Linked DNA regions of Homo sapiens: region 2 is linked to region 1. A link is an interaction called in ENCODE POLR2A ChIA-PET data of the cell type or tissue named here. Cell type or tissue: PC-3. All regions are shown on one strand.

The links. Peaks named below come from ENCODE experiments on the same cell type or tissue, not always from the same donor. Only the 100,000 strongest peaks of a DNase experiment are listed, where the experiment ranks them.
Region 2: POLR2A ChIA-PET joins it to region 1 with 11 read pairs; 2 of 35 experiments call an interaction of 5 or more read pairs at or near these places.

What each region holds. Positions count from the first base shown.
Region 1 is chr10:34,842,818-34,850,817 of GRCh38, reverse strand. No RefSeq gene overlaps it. Among named protein-coding and RNA genes, the nearest start is that of PARD3-DT, 31 kb to the right of the region's middle. In PC-3, no CTCF peak of the experiment used is centred here; no DNase peak of the experiment used is centred here.
Region 2 is chr10:34,727,221-34,735,220 of GRCh38, reverse strand. The region is part of intron 1 of PARD3 (par-3 family cell polarity regulator); the gene reads left to right. Among named protein-coding and RNA genes, the nearest start is that of PARD3, 84 kb to the left of the region's middle. In PC-3, CTCF peaks have their summits at 2,175 (motif pointing right) and 3,588; DNase peaks (open chromatin) are centred at 1,990, 3,140 and 6,160; H3K4me3 peaks cover 1,505 bases; H3K27ac peaks cover 3,098 bases.

The sequences.
Region 1 (8,000 bases):
AATGTGGCTGTATAATTTGCGTCTATCTCAAATTTAGCTGAGTTAGTGAAAATAATCCTTAGGGAATGAGATGAAGCCTCTTTTCATTTGGACATCACTCTATTTTATGAGAACTCTCACACAATGCAAATGTGAAATCTGAATCTGATTTGAACGTGTAGGGAAATACACCATGAAATTGTCATATCCCAAAGGCCTATTCCTGTGCCACATGTGAGTTTAGAAGGATCTCTCACAGGAGAAAGCAGGTCATCTTGTACTTCAGTTTTTCAGATGATCATTTTATCATGACTCAGGCTGAATATTTTTGTGTACCTTTAGGAGGAGCCTCTTCAGCAGTTGCAGAAGGAAGGTTCTCCTTTTGTAAAAGTAGATACTTCTGGAAAAAACAAAAACAAAAACAAATTTTCTTACCAATTTTCATAAGTTTTAATTCCATCAAGTTTTCTTAAGACATTAGATTGCTATCTTTTATTTATTTTATGTCCCCTTGATTGGTCTAAGGATATAGAAGTTCTTGCAGACCTCAATTTTATTTTTTTCTTTCTTTTCTTTTCTTTTCCTTTCTTTTGTTCTTTCTTTCTTTCATTCTTTCTGTCTCTCTCTCTCTCTTTCTCCCTCTCTTTCTTTCTTTCTTTTTTTGAAGACACAGTCTTGCTCTGTTGCCCAGGCTGGAGTGCAGTGGCATGATCTTGACTCACTGCAGCCTCTGGCTCCCTGGTTCAAGCGATTCTCATACCTCAGCTTCCCAAGTAGCTGGGATTACAGGTGCTCACTACCATGGCTGGCTAATTTTTTGCACTTTTAATAGATACAGGCTTTTGCCATGTTGCCCAGGCTGATCTCAAACTCCTAAGGTCAGGCAATCTGCCCATCTTGGCCTCCCAAAGTCCCGAAGTGCTGGAATTATAGGCGTGAGCCACCACACCTGGCCCCCAGACCTCAATTTTATAATCCAGATCTCTACATCTTTAATTTTAGGGGAAAGATCATATTCCTCTTTTATATCGCCAATTATAGCATCAAATCTTCCCCTGCTTTAAGGAACATTTCCGAATATCTGCTAAGATCTCTTCCCCTCCATGTGTTGGTCCACACAGCCTTCCCAAAGATGTCTTCCTGCAAACAGCAAGTTTTCTCTGATCTAACATTGGTTCTCTCCCAATAGTATATTCCCAAATCTTTCAGGTTTTATTTCAAAAGGAGTAATTATTATTATTATTATTATTATTATTTGTGAAATGTGGTCTCACTCTTGTTGCCTAGCCTGGAGTCTGATGGTGCTATCTCGGCTTACTGCAACCTCTGCCTCCTGGGTTCAAGCTATTCTCCTGCCTCAGTCTCCAGAATAGCTGGGATTACAGGCGACTGCCACCACTCCCAGCTAATTTTTGTATTTTTAGTAGAGACAGGGTTTTACCATGTTGGGCAGGTTGGTCTCGAACTCCTGACCTCAGGTGATTCACCTGCCTTGGCATCCCAGAGTGCTGAGATTACAGGCATGAACCACTGCACCCAGCCAAGAGGAGTAATTTTTGAATGACTAAAAATTAAATGAAGGCTGGGCTCAGTGGCTCATGCCTCTAATCCTAGCATTTTGGGAGGTTGAGATGGGAGAATTGCTTGAGCCCAACAGTTCGAGACCAGCGTGAGCAACATAGGCAGACCCTATCTTTAAAAAAAAAAATTAAAAAATTAGCTGGGCGTAGTGGTGTGTGCCTATAATCTCAGCTACTTGGTAGGCTGAGGTGGGAGGATCACTTGAGCCCAGGAGATGGAGGCTGGCTGTAGTGAGCCAAGATTGTGCCACTGCACTCTAGCCTGGGTGACAGAGCAAGACCCTGTCTCAAAAAAACCACCACCATAACCACAAAAGAAATACATTTTGTAAGGCTATAGCTACCATAGATAGTGATTCCTCTGATGGGTCTGGGCAAAGTAAATTGAAAACCTTCTGGGAAGGATTCACTATTCTAAATGCCATTAAGAACATTCGTTGGCTGGGTGTGGTGGTGGCTCATATCTGTAATCCCAGCATGTTGGGAGGCCGAGGCAGGAGGATCGCTTGAGTCCAGGCATTCTAGACCAGCCTGGGCAACATAATGAAACCCTGTCTCTAAAAAAATAAAAACAAAAAAAAAACCATTCATGAGTCATGGGAGGGGGTCAAACTATCAACATGAAAAGGAGTTTGGAAGAAGTTGATTTCAACCCTCATTGATGACTTAGGATCAAGGCTTCAGGGGAGGAAGTAACTGCTGATGTGGTAGAAATAGCAAGATAACCAGAATGAGAATTAGAGCCTGAAGATGTAACTGAATTGCTGCAATCTCATGAGAAAACATGAATGGATGAGGAATTGCTTCTTGTGGATGAGCAAAGTGGTTTCTTGAGATGTAATCTCCTGAAGATGCTATGAACATTGTTGAAATGATAACAAAGGATTTAGAATATTCCATAAATTTAGTTGATAAAGGAGTGGTAGGGTCTGAGAGGATTGAATACAATTTTTTTTTTTTTTTTTGGCAGGATCTCGCTCTGTGGCCCAGGCTGGAGTGCAGTGATGTGATCGTAGCTCACTGAAGCATCAAACTTCTGGGCTCAAGTGATCCTCCTGCCTCAGCCTCCCCAAGTGCTGGGATTATAGGTGTGAGCCGCACTGCCCAGTCCAGACTCCAACTTTGAAAGAAGTCCTACTGTGGGTAAAATGGTATCCAACAGCATCACATGCTGCAGAGAAATCTTTTGTGAAAGGAAGAGTTGATCAATGTGCAAACTTAACTGCTGTCTTATTTTAAGAAATTGCCATGGCTAATGCTGTAAACAGATGTGCGATCATCCAGGCTTTGTTGTTGTTATTTCTAGAGCATGAACAGAGTAGACTTAGCATAATTCTTAAGGGCCCTAGGATTTTCAGAATGATCAATGAACACTGGCTTGAACTTAAAGTCACCAGCTGCATTAGCCCCTAACTAGAGGGTCTGCTTATTTTTTGAAGCTTTGAAGCCAGGGATTCACTTCTCTCTAGCTATGAAAGTATTAGATGGCATCATCTTCCTATGTAAGGCTGTTTCATCTACATTGGAAATCTCTTGTTTAGAGTGGCCACCTTCCTCAGTAATCTTAGCTAGATTTTCTTTTTTTTCTTTTTTTTTTTTTCTGAGATGGTGTCTCACTCTGTCACCCAGGCTGGAGTGCAGTGGCACAATCTTGGCTCACTGCAATCTCCTCCTTCTGGGTTCAAGCGATTCTCGTGCTTCAGCCTCCCAAGTATCTGGGACTCCATGTGCACACCACCATGCCTTTTTGTAGTTTGAGTAGAGACAGGGTTCCACCGTGTTGGCCAGGCTGGTCTCGAACTCCTGACCTCAGGTGATCCACCCACCTTGGCCTCCCATAGTGCTGGGATTACAGGCACAAGCCACCATGCCCGGCCTTAGCCAGACTTTCTGGACAACTTGCTGTGGCTTCTAAATCAGCATTTGCTGCTTCACTTTGCATTTTTATGTTGTGGAAATATCTTATTCCTTAAACCTCATGAATCAACCATTGCTAGTTTCTTTTTTTCTTTTTTTTCTGCAGCATCTTCACCTTCCTCAGTCTTTACAGAAATGAAGAGAGTTAAGGTCTTGCTTTGATTAAGTTTTGGATTAAGAGAATGTTGTGGCTGGTTTGATCTTCTACCCAGTCCACTCAAACTTTCTCCATATCAGCAATAAGGCTGTTTAGCCTTCTTATCATTTGTGTGTTCACTGGAGTAGCATTTTCATTTAAAGTGAGAGATAGGCAACGCTTCCTTTCACTTGAACACTTAGAAGCCATTGTAGGGTTAATTGGCCTAATTTCAATATTGTTGTGTCTTAGAGAATAGGAAGGCCCGAGGAGAAGGAGAGAGACAGGGAACACACACATTTGGCTGGCCGTGGTGGCTCATGCCTGTAATCCCAGCGCTTTGGGAGGCCAAGGTGGGTGGATCACTTGAGGCCAGGAGTTCAAGACAAGTCTGGCCAACATGGTGAAACCCTGTCTCTACTAAAAATACAAAAATTAGCCAGACGTGGTGGCTCACACCCGTAATCCCAACTACTTCGGAGGCTGAGGCAAGAGAATAGCTTGAACCCGGGAGACAAAGATTGCAGTGAGCTGAGATCCCGCCACTGTACTCCAGCCTGGGCAACAGAGCGAGACTCTGTCTCAAATAACAATAATAATAAAGTTTGAGATATTGCAAGAATTACCAAAATGTGACACAGAGACACAATGTTAGCAAAAATGGTGCCAATAAACTTGCAGTGTTGCCACCAACTTTCAATTTGTATTTTAAAATGTGACACACGTGCAGAGCAATAAAACTAGACATGCCAGACCAGGCCGGTGGCTCACACCTGTAATCCCAGCACGTTCAGAGGACGAAGTGGATGGATCACCTGAAGTCAGGAGTTCGAGACCAGTCTGGCCAACATGGTGCAACCTGGTCTCTACTAAAAATACAAAATTTAGCCGGGCATGGTGGTGTGTGCCTGTAGTTCAAGCTACTCGGGAGGTTGAGGCAGGAGAATCGCTTGAACCTAGGAGTCAGAGGTTGCAGTGAGCCAAGATGGTGCTGCTGCACTTCAGCCTGGGTGACAAGACAAGAGTGAGACTCTGTCTCAAAAAAAAAAAAAAAAAAGAAAGAAAGAAAAGAAAAGAAAACCACATGGCTACTATTTGTAGTCTCAGGATGGGGGTGGGGGAGAGGGGAGGCACTCTCAGACAGTACTGGTTGATTCAGAGAGGACTTCAGAAATCACTGGCTTGATTCCTTCAGACATCAAGAGCAAAAATGAAGCTGAGGCTGGGCGCGGTGGCTCACGCCTGTAATCCCAGCACTTTGGGAGGCCAAGGCAGGCGGATCATGAGGTCAGGAGATCGAGACCATCCTGGCTAACACGGTGAAACCCCGTCTCTACTAAAAATACAAAAAAATTAGCCGGGTGTGGTGGCATGTGCCTGTAGTCCCAGCTACTTGGGAGGCTGAGGCAGGAGAATGGCATGAACCCAGGAGGCGAAACTTGCAGTGAGCCGAGATCGCGCCACTGCACTCCAGCCTGGGTGACAGAGTGAGACTCTGTCTCAAAACAAAACAAAACAAACAAACAAAAAAAACAAAAATGAAGCTGAGAAAAGTGCTGTGGTCTGAACAACAAACCAAACAACAAACAACAAACAAAAGCTAGACATGCCTTCACCTCCAAATACACAAGTATAACCTCAATAGTGAATATTTTACAACATAATTCACAAGTTTTAAGTTGACTGAAGTAATTTAGTAAAATTCTAAAAGAAGACTGGTGGTATTGATGATGATGGATAATGATGGTGCTAATACTGCTCATTTACTTTTATTTTTATTTTATTTTATTTTATTTTATTTTATTTTAGTTTAGTTTAGTTTAGTTTACTGTTTTGAGACAGAGTCTCACTCTGTCTTCCAGGCTGGAGTGCAGTAGCGCAATCTTGGCTCACTGCAACCTCCGTGTGAGCCACTGCATCTGGCCTGCTCATTAATTTTTCAAGACTCCTGGCAAAATAAATCTATGTGGTTACATTGAATAGATATTGTACTTTGCAAACATGTAATATAAAAGGTTGACATCATCAGTATCCTTCATAAAAGCTGGTGATGGTAAAAGTTACAGACATGATCCCATTCTATATAGGTTAACAAATCTATACCAGTTAAGACAAATTGACCAGTCTGTGTATGTTATTTGTTTTTATTTAATTAGTTTTTCCTTTTATAGTCTTTCGGGTGGGGACACTGTCTGCCAGCATATATAGAATATGACTGGGGAAATATCCTTGACTCTTCCTTTTCTCTCAGTAAAAGAAAACACTGTTTCTATGCTCTCGACATTTCTGAGAAATGTGTGGGTTTTTTTTTTTCCTCCACAGTAACAACTAATTCTCCAACTCTGCAGACACCAACTGGATGTTGCACAGTTTATTTCAATTCAATTCTGATGCTATTTACCTGGAGTTAGCATTGTACCCCACAAGTTAAGGGCCTAGTCCCACAAGACTGTCCCCACTTCAGATGCCAATCTCAAGTCCAGGGCCTCCAGGACTTCTGATTGATGGCTACAAATTGGGGGTTCCCATGACGACCTCTGCATGCTTGATAATTTGCTGTAACAGCTGTCAGAACTCAGAGAAACACTTTACTTGCTATGACGGGTTTATTATAAAGGATGTCATAAAGGAGACATATGCACAGCCCAATGGAGAGGTGCGCAGAGTGAGGTTTGGAAGTGTTCCGGGTGCAGGAGCTTCTGTCCCTGTGGAGGGAGGTACCACCCTCTTGGCACATGGATGCATTCACCAGCCCAGAAGCTCTCCAAATCCTGTTTTTTAGGGTTTTTTTAATGGAGGTTCCATTGCACTGACATAATTGATTAAATCATTAGCCATTGGGGATTGATCTCAATCTCCAGATGCCCTCTCCTCCCTGGAGATTAGGGAGTGGGGCTGAAAGCTCCAACCCTCTAACCATATGGTGGCTCTAGCAGCTAGACTCATCCTGAAGCTCTGGGTACCCCAGTCACCTCATGAGCATAGAAAAGGAAGCTCATCACTCTGGAGATTCCATATGGGTCTTAGAAGTTCTTGTGTCAGGAAACACGGACCAAGACCAAATATTATAACGAAAGCTGCTCCTGTCACCCCATCCTTCAGGAAGCTACAAGGGTCTTGGGGGCTCTGTGTCAGGAACTGGGGATAGACACCAAATACATATTTCTTATTATGTCACATTCACCCTTTTAACCCAGTACATCTCAAAACTTTCTGATTATAACTCCAAAATATTTTTCATCTATGTCCCCCAACACATTGGTCCTATAATCCCGGGTGATCAGGCTTTCACTAACTCTTTCCTGGAATACTCAACAACTTCTGAGCTGGTGTTCATCCTTCCACTTTCATCTTCATTGGGTCAGCCTTCCACAGGGCCACCAAAGTAACTGGTATACTTAACATCGCAATCTGACCCATTATGCCACTGCTGAAAGGCTTTCTCTTGTTCCACGTCACTCGTAAGATAAAGTCCTGGCTCTTTCATACAGCGCACGGGGCTGGAGTGAGATAAAGCCCAGCTCTTTCACACAGCACACAGGGCTGGGGTGACATAAAGCCCAGCTCTTTCACACAGCACACAGGGCTGGGGTGACATAAAGCCCAGCTCTTTCACACAGCACACAGGGCTGGGGTGCAGTCACTGCTATTTCATCTCATTTCTCATCACACTTACAGAAGTAGATGTTTCTGGGCTGGGAGCAGTCCTGCAATCCTAGCACTTTGGGAGGCCAAGGCGGGCAGATCACTTGAGATCAGCAGTTTGAGACCAGCCTGGTTAACATAGTGAAACCCCATCTCTACTAAAAATACAAAAATTAGCCGGGTGTGGTGGCAGGCGCCTGTCATCCCAGCTACTTGGGAGGCTGAGGCAGGAGAATCACTTGAACCCGGGAGGTGGAGGTTGCAGTGAGCCGGGATTGAGCCACTGCACTCCAGCCTGGGCAACAGAATGAGACTCCATCACACACATACACACACACACAGAGGAATTAATTTTGCTCTACAAGCAACTTCCTTTCTACTTTCTATTCGGGTTTACTAAGAATCATCATGAATGGATGTTGAATTTTACAAATGAATTTTCTGCATCTATGCAGATGACCCTATGCTTTTTGCTCTTTAATTTGTTAATGTGGTGAATCACATTAATCAAAATAAATTTGTCTCACTCTGTCACTCTCAGACTCAAGTGATCCTCCTGCCTCAGAGACTACAGGCATGTGTCAGCACATCCAGCTTACTTTATTTCATTTTATTTATTTATTTTTAGACTGGGGCTCCCTATGTTGCCCAGGCTGGTCTTGAACTCTGGGGCTCAAGTGATCTTCCCACCTTGGCCTCAAATCAGTTTTCTAATGTTAAGTGAACTTTCAGGTAAACTCAAC
Region 2 (8,000 bases), 120 kb after region 1:
TATTATTGACAAATTGCCCTAAAAAAGATAATTGATCTCTCTCGTGAATACTAGGTTATCTACTTATTATTTTCTGTTGTCCGTTTGGATATACTCAAAAAGTGCTACATCATCATTGCCTTAATTTCCCTTAGCACCAGGGAATTTTACTGTTTTCTCACATGTTTACATCCTTTTCTCAGAATTTCCTATTAATTTATCCATTTTGCTCTTGGGGTTTTTTTTTTTTTTTTCCCATAAGCCCTTTGTAATAGTAACTTTAAATGCAGTACACATTGAAAATATATTTTCTGTATTTTGTCTGCTGTTTAACTTTTTAAAATGGCATATACCATACTTTGTACAGAAATGTTAAACTTCCTGGCTTTTGGGTATTAACATCTAGTGTCTTGCTTAAGAAGGCCTCACCTTAAATTGCAAACATATTCTCTTTTTATATCTAATAGTTTAAAATTAATGAAAGAAAGCATTTTGAATCTAATCTTGAATTCATATGGGATTGATTTTGTATTTGGTAAGGTAGGGACCTAATTTCTTCCCCACACTCCTCCAATAGGAAAGCCAGTTGTTTCAACACAGCATGTGAAGTTTTTTGTTTTCTCTTTTATTTTAAAAATGCCCCATATGGGCCGAGGTGGGCGGATCACAAGGTCAGGAGATCGAGACCATACTGGCTAACACAGTGAAACCCCGTCTCTACTAAAAATACAAAAAAATATTAGCCGGGCATGGTGGCGGGCGCCTGTAATCCCAGCTACTATGGAGGCTGAAGCAGGAGAATGGCGTGAACCCAGGAGGCGGAGCTTGCAGTGAGCTGAGATCGCGCCACTGCACTCCAGCCTGGGCGACAGAGCGAGACTCTGTCTCAAAAAAAAAAAAAAAAAAAAAAAAAAAAAAAGGGCCCCATATATTTGTTATATGTGTAATCTTCAATGATGGGAATTTGGCAGATTTTCCAAGTGCAGAAGTGTATCACTCACATGCCTTTTTGTAGTGCTTTGTTGATATAATGAATTTACTTTTTAGTAGTTGAGTAACTGATAAGGCATTATAGTAAAAGTTTTTTAAAGGATTTTTTTGAACCTGAGAAATAAGTTTTAACATTCTAAATAATAAATTAGGAGATTAGGAAACATTAAAACCATATGGTTACTTTTTACACTTTTTTTTCTGAATAAGTGATTGTTATGTTTGGGGTTAATTTTGTCAATGGGAAATAAGTATAAAACAGCTTTGTTCTTTCTATGACTGCTTATGGTAAAAAAAAAAAAACAGCTTTGATTTTACTTTCGCAGAAGCATAATTTACTCTCTTCTTTTGTGAATTGGTGTTAGCTTTATATTAGGAGTTTTGAGAAAGATGGTTTATATTAATTTTGAGTCTGCTTTCCAGAACAAATACCTGATAAAAACTCTAACCATGGCAGGGTGCGGTGGCTCACGCCCATAATCCCAGCACTTTGGGAGGCCAACACCAGCGGATCACCTGAGGTCAGGAGTTCGAGACCAGCCTGGCCAACATGGGGAAACCCCACAGATCTCAAACCCCGTCTCTACTAAAAATATAAAAATTAGCTGGGTTTGGTGGCACACGCCTGTAATCTCAGCTGCTTGGGAGGCTGAGGCAGGAGAATTGCTTGAGCCCGGGAGGAGGAGTTCGTGGTGAGCCGAGATGGTGCCACTGCACTCCAGCCTGGGTGACAGAGTGAGACTCAATCTCAAAAGAAACAAAACAAAACTCTAATCATGTTTGTCACTAGTTGTTTTTTTAAGCTGAATAATTTTTCTTTTTAATCACAACGTAGAATTATGTTTGTATTGGAATCTTGGACAGCTGTTAGTGAATAAAATTTTTATTTAAATTTTGTCTTAAAGCATTTTTGGAAGAGTGATTGTAAGGGACTTTCAACACATTCTAATAGTCACTGTCAATGATACTGGGAAAATTCTACTTCCATTTGTAATCAGGAAATGACTAGTTAATCTTCACTTGGTTAGTCATGCTTTTGTGGATGGTGATTAACGGTGTTAACTTTGAACTTTGGTATAAAGTGTAAGTAGAGGCAGGCAAATATTTCATTGTAGTAGTGAGACTTTTATGTTTTCCATTGATAGAGGTGAGCTTCTTGTTTCCTTGTCCCAGACCCCTTTATTTTGATATCACCTTGTTTCCTGTAGAGGGCAGAAGAGAGAGGGAGTTCAAAGAGAGGGTGGGAGGTGGGGAAGAGACACTAGACTGGAGTCTTCATAGAGGAGCTCCTCCGTGGGTCCCTCGTCTGCCTGGTGCCCGATGGCTGTCCCTCATGTTGCTATTTGTAGTGGCCTTCCAGTATGTTCCTCACACTGGGTGTGAGTATTGCTGAGGGAGGTATGGGTTTGTGAGGGGTGGTTTTCCATTTATTTGAAGGCTCAACTTTCGTATTGCAAAGGCAAATATTATGGCGTAACGTAAATTCTATATGAATTTTAACTCATTTACCTATTTATCACCGATTAATCAATTACTAATTATTTATTATTGATTGATTGATTGTCTTGCTCTGTCCTCCAGGCTGGAGTGCAGTGGTATGATCATAGCTCACTGTAGCCCCAAACTCCTGGGTTCAAGCAACCCTCCCGCCTCAGCCTCCCAAACAGCTGGAACTACAGGCACATGCCACTATGCCCGGCTAATTAAAAGAAAATTTTTTCGTAGAAATGGAGCCTTGCTGTGTTGCCCAGGCTGATCTCAAACTCCTGGTCTCAAGCTGTCCTCCCACCTTGGCCTCCCAAAGTGCCATTATAAGTGTCAGTCATTGCACCTGGCCTGTATGTATTTTAAAAATAAAATCAAGATATCTCACAAAATACTTCAAAGACAATTTGTATGGGTGGGGGTGGACAAAGGGATTAGTGCAGTTTACTTCAGGCCTCCTACCCTAGAGTGTCTCCATTTTACTACTTTTGCATGTACTTGAGAAGACCTGCATTGTGAGGCTTAGCTGTACTTTTGTTAATGTGACTGTTTTGTAGTTTAATGTTTTCAGAAGATTGCGTTTCTTTTTTTTTCTTACCTTTCAATAAGCGTTCTCAGGTTGAAAGAGTGCATATCTCAATGATGGTATGTAATGTTTTCATCGAATAGCCCTTTGGCAGCCGGCCTTTTAAAGTTAGAGACAGGGAAAACACCCTGCTGTCATATATTTTTCAAGAAAAGATTAATAGCTGTGATTCATTCTGCAAATAGCTATTCTTTTTGAGAGTTAGTCTTGCAAAATTTCTTCCCTTCCTTTTATTGTTGTCCTATCAATTCTGAGAAACTGAGAAAAATGAGCCTTGGGATTATTTCTCATTATACTTGTCTCACTGAATTTAGTGGGCTTATTTCTTCACTCCTCTCTTGTAAATATTTGCAGACTCATTACAGCATTTGCCTTTCCTGTGATTTAAATTAAAAATAAAGATTTTGGTAAGCTGTATGTGGCATGATGAAAAAACTAGGAGACTGTGGAAGAAGGAATTAGGAGATGGGAATGTTGGATATTGCTATTCAACTACTATTTGATTGTGAAAAAAATTACTTCTTGATTTTTGAACTTCAACTTTTCTCAATTGTTGGTGACCTCTAGAGTCTTTGCAATCCCTTTAAGTTCTGTGATTTTAATGGCAAATAAGTACTTTTATTTTACGACCTCAAAAGTGTGGTCATTTTATGAGAAACTTTATAGGACATGTAGCTATAGGTTTTTGTGTTGCTTTCAGACAAACTTGGAATGATAGTTCAGGTAATGTGCTAATCACTACAAATTTGTCTAGTCAGCGCTAGAGCAGCAAGTGTAACTTTTATAGCTGTCCATGTCAGTGGATTGTGTAAAGACTAATAAGACTTGAAAAGACTAAGAGGTAGTGAACAGCTCTCCAAATGAGTTGATTGAAGTCTGTAGGCAACTGAGGGTCTCATATCAGAATACATTTTCTTTGCATACATTTTATGCCATGCAAGTTGAAACTCAGGCCTGCTCTGTAGAAGAATTCCTAAAAGAAGATGTCTTAATTTTATATTTTGACTTTTTTTCTGATTTGGAAGATCATTATAAAGGTGAGAGAAAACAGCGTAAAAAAATTGCTCATAGCGTATTCAACAGATGATTATAATGATGACTTAATCAAGTATGCACAAATATCTTTATCATATGGAAACCCTGCCCGTAGAAGTTTGTAGCTGTGAAATTCTTAAGTTTGGGGCACAATGTTGTGTACTTACACTAATAGAGCTATATAACCGGGTCAAATTGTGGGTTGGTTTAAGAATTTCACAAGAGAAATGAATAGTTGTGGTTCTTTCCTTGTGTGTATGCGCTCATTAAGGCTGCTGGAATCCTCACAGCGTCTACTCGCTTTGCAGGACCTAATGGAGTACGTTTTTCAAATTTAAATTTTTATTAATTTCAATTTTATTTTATTTTGGAGACAGAGTCACCTTGGCTGAGTGCAGTGTTGCAGTCATAGCTCACTGCAGCCTTGTACTCCTGTGCCCAAGTGAGCCTCCCACCTCAGCCTATCCAGTACAGGTAGGACTACAGGCATGCATCATCACACATGGCTAATTTTTAAATTTTTTTGTAGAGACGATGGCTTGCCGTATTGGCCAGGCTGGTGTACAACTCCTGGGCTCAAGCCATCCTCCTTCCTGGGCCTCCCAAAGTGTAGGGATTACAGGCGTGAGCTCCTAGCCATGGAGTATATTTTGAAGACTGCCTTTGGCTTCATCTTGTTTTTTTAAAAATTGATTTCCCCTGATTTCTATATTATTGTTAAAAAGTAGTCCTGCATTATGTAAATTTATAGCTGTACAGTGCAGTTTAAAGTTGGTGAAAACTTTTCAATCTGCAAACTCATTAATTTCCAGGTCTGGTTAATTTATCCTTTAGGAAAAAAAAAATTGGATTTTGGAGAGAGAGAGGTGAGATTTGTAGATGCGTTGCTTTTGTATACCATCCACTTCTCTTTATATATTGTTGGATTTAATTTGGTGATATATTGTTGCTGATTTTTGTACCTTAGTTCATGAGGGAGAAGATGTATACATATTTGTCTGATTTTGGTATCAGGTTTATTTTGGCCTTTATAAAATATTTTAGGTGAGGATATAGCCCTGAGACATTATTTTATTTTATTGAGCATTTTAAGAAACACACTAAAATTCTTAATGAATTGCTCTTTAGGTCTGGTTCAGGCTATAAAACCTATTAAAATTCTCCAAAGCACATTGTTGAAAGCCCCTGATTTCTAGGGGAGGGAGGTGATGTTGGATGTGTTTTTATCGGAAGGAAGGATCTTTCCTTCTCTTTCCAATCCGTTTAAATTTAATCTCTCCCTGGGGATGCATCACAGATGCGTACACAACAGCCAGGAGTGAAGTACAAGGAACTCCTTGGACCATGGTCAGATTACTTTTCCGGCTCCTCCAGGAGACTGCTCGCTGCATAATGAAGTTAATTTGTGTGTGTAATTTCCTTAGTGGATTTTTAATTAAGTGGAAACTTTTGGGGCACTTGTCAGGTTCATTTACTGTAGGAGACCCTTCTATATTAAATCAAGTTCTACTATTTATAGATGTTTAGCTTCCATTTTACATGTAGAATCCTTCAAATTCTCACAACAATCCTTTTTTATAGCATCATATCTTATCTTATCTTTTTTTTTTTTTTTGAGATGGAGTCTTGCCCTGTTGCCCAGGCTGGAGTGCAGTGGTGTGATGTTGGCTCACTGCAACCTCCGCCTGCTGGGTTCAAGTGGTTCTCTTGCCTTAGCCTCCCGAGTAGCTGGGATTACAGGCACCCACCACCACGCCTGGCTAATTTTTGTATTTTTAGTAGAGACGGGGTTTCACTGTGTTGGCCAGGCTGGTTTTGAACTCCTGACCTCAAGTGATCCGCCCACCTCAACCTCCCAAAGTGCTAGGATTATAGGCATGAGCCTCCACGCCTGGCCAATAGCATCATATCTTTAAAAGCGTAGGCTGCATTCAGCATTTTAAGGATTTATATTCATAGTCACGCGCCGCTTAAGGAGGATTCATTCTGTGAAATGAGTTGTTAGGCAGTTTCATTGTGCGAGCATCATAGGGTGAACTTACACAAACCTAGGTTGCAGAGCCTACTGCACACCTCGGCTGTGTGGTCTAACCTGTTGCTCCTGGACTGCAAACCTGTACAGCCTGTTACTGTCCTGAATACTGCAGGCAGTTAGAACAGAGTGGTACATAGTTGTGTTTCTAAACATATCGGAACCTAGAAAAGGTACAGTAGAAATACGGTATTACAATCTTATGGGACCACTGTCTGTGTGCGGTCTGTTGTTGACTGAAATGTTATGCAGTACATGGCTGCATGAGATTAACTTGATAATTTTGCCTGATATGAAACCTAGAATATTACATTAAATATGAGAAACCATTTAAAAAACTAATGTACCTCCTGAAAATTTGGACTTTTTGACTGCTACATCTAGGTAATGAGAAACAAAAGGCAAGTACAGAAATGGTTGTATTCTGCTGGGCAATAAAAGCCTTTTACTGCTGCTTGGGATGACTTCATCCAAATTGGGAGCACTTAGAAATAGACAACAATGTGACATATTTACTGGAAACTGATTAGCAGCATTAGGACAAACACAAGTGTGTCAGTTTAAAGTGGAGAGTACTTTGAGGTGCATATTTTCCATTTTTATTATTCATCTGTTAGGGCACATTTCAGGGTTGAAGAGAGGTTTGGTGTTTTTTTTCCTGAAGTGCCCCTGCGTCATTGCAGTTCTGTGAAAGTATTCAAGATGTGGGACTAGCTGGCTGCTAATGTGACTATTTTTCTAAATTACAAAAACGTTCAGAAATGACATTTAGCGTCAGAATCCTTTAGATACTTTATTTGCTATTTAATGTACAGGCTTCCTGAAGAATATTTGTATGTATTTGAAGCAGTATATAATTTTGTCAAATATTCAAGAGCCTAAATTTGAGTGTTTTCTAAAAACAGTATTTTATTACATATGGTAAATTTGGTAAATTCTTAACTAGATAGAAAATAGAGAATAAAGGGCTTTTACTCTGTGTTTTTCTTGCCTACAGATTCATCATACATACTGTGAAGCCTCGAAATGCCTAGAGTCTAATAAATTAGACTTAATATACCTACTTGTTGATCCAGAATGCATTGCAAGGATCTTGTATTGTCTCCGGGTTGACATGTTGAATGTTGCTTGTCAGATATCGGGTGCTGAAAAGGCCTGTGCCCAGTATGTGGTAATGGTTGAGTCTGGAGGGGTTGGATGGAAGTGGTGTGTGTGTGTGTGTGTGTGTGTGTGTGGCGGAGGGAGGGGGTTGCATACTTGTGTTTCACCTGCGTGCGTGCGTGTGTGTGTGTGTGTGTGGTGGAGGGAGGGGGTTGCATACTTGTGTTTCACCTGCAGTAGGGAAACCTTTTCATTCTCCAGCAGGCCGGGGTTTCGTAACAGGGCTGGAGGAATGTTATTCTGGCAACAGTGTGTGTGATTGGGAATGGAGAGATGAGAGACCGGGAGCAGAAAGAAAACCTTAAAGGCTTCAAAGTGCCTATAAATCATTATGTATATAAACTTGGACTGTTTTTTTTGTTGTTGTCGTTCAAAAAAAAAATAAACATAGCAATCTCTCATTGCTGTGCTCAGACTTGCTTCAGTTAAATAAATTTTGACTACAGAGTACAAGGTGGTAGTTCTTTGTGCTTGCAGGTGTCAGCAGTCTGGAAGGACTGATGTACTTTGGGTCCTATGAGGCTTGCCCTGCCTGCAGGGAGAAGGCTAGAACACATTGTTTTAATGATGTCTGTCATGGCCAGCCTGAGAAATTGAGAAGATGCTGCATAAAACGTGGGAACGTGCAGTGCTTCCTGAGACCTGGGGAGCCTGGGCCAGAGCAAGCTTGTATGCCGCCAGTGGCAGCTGTTCCTTAGATAGGGTTCATGCTCTCAGGCTTGCAGGCACCCA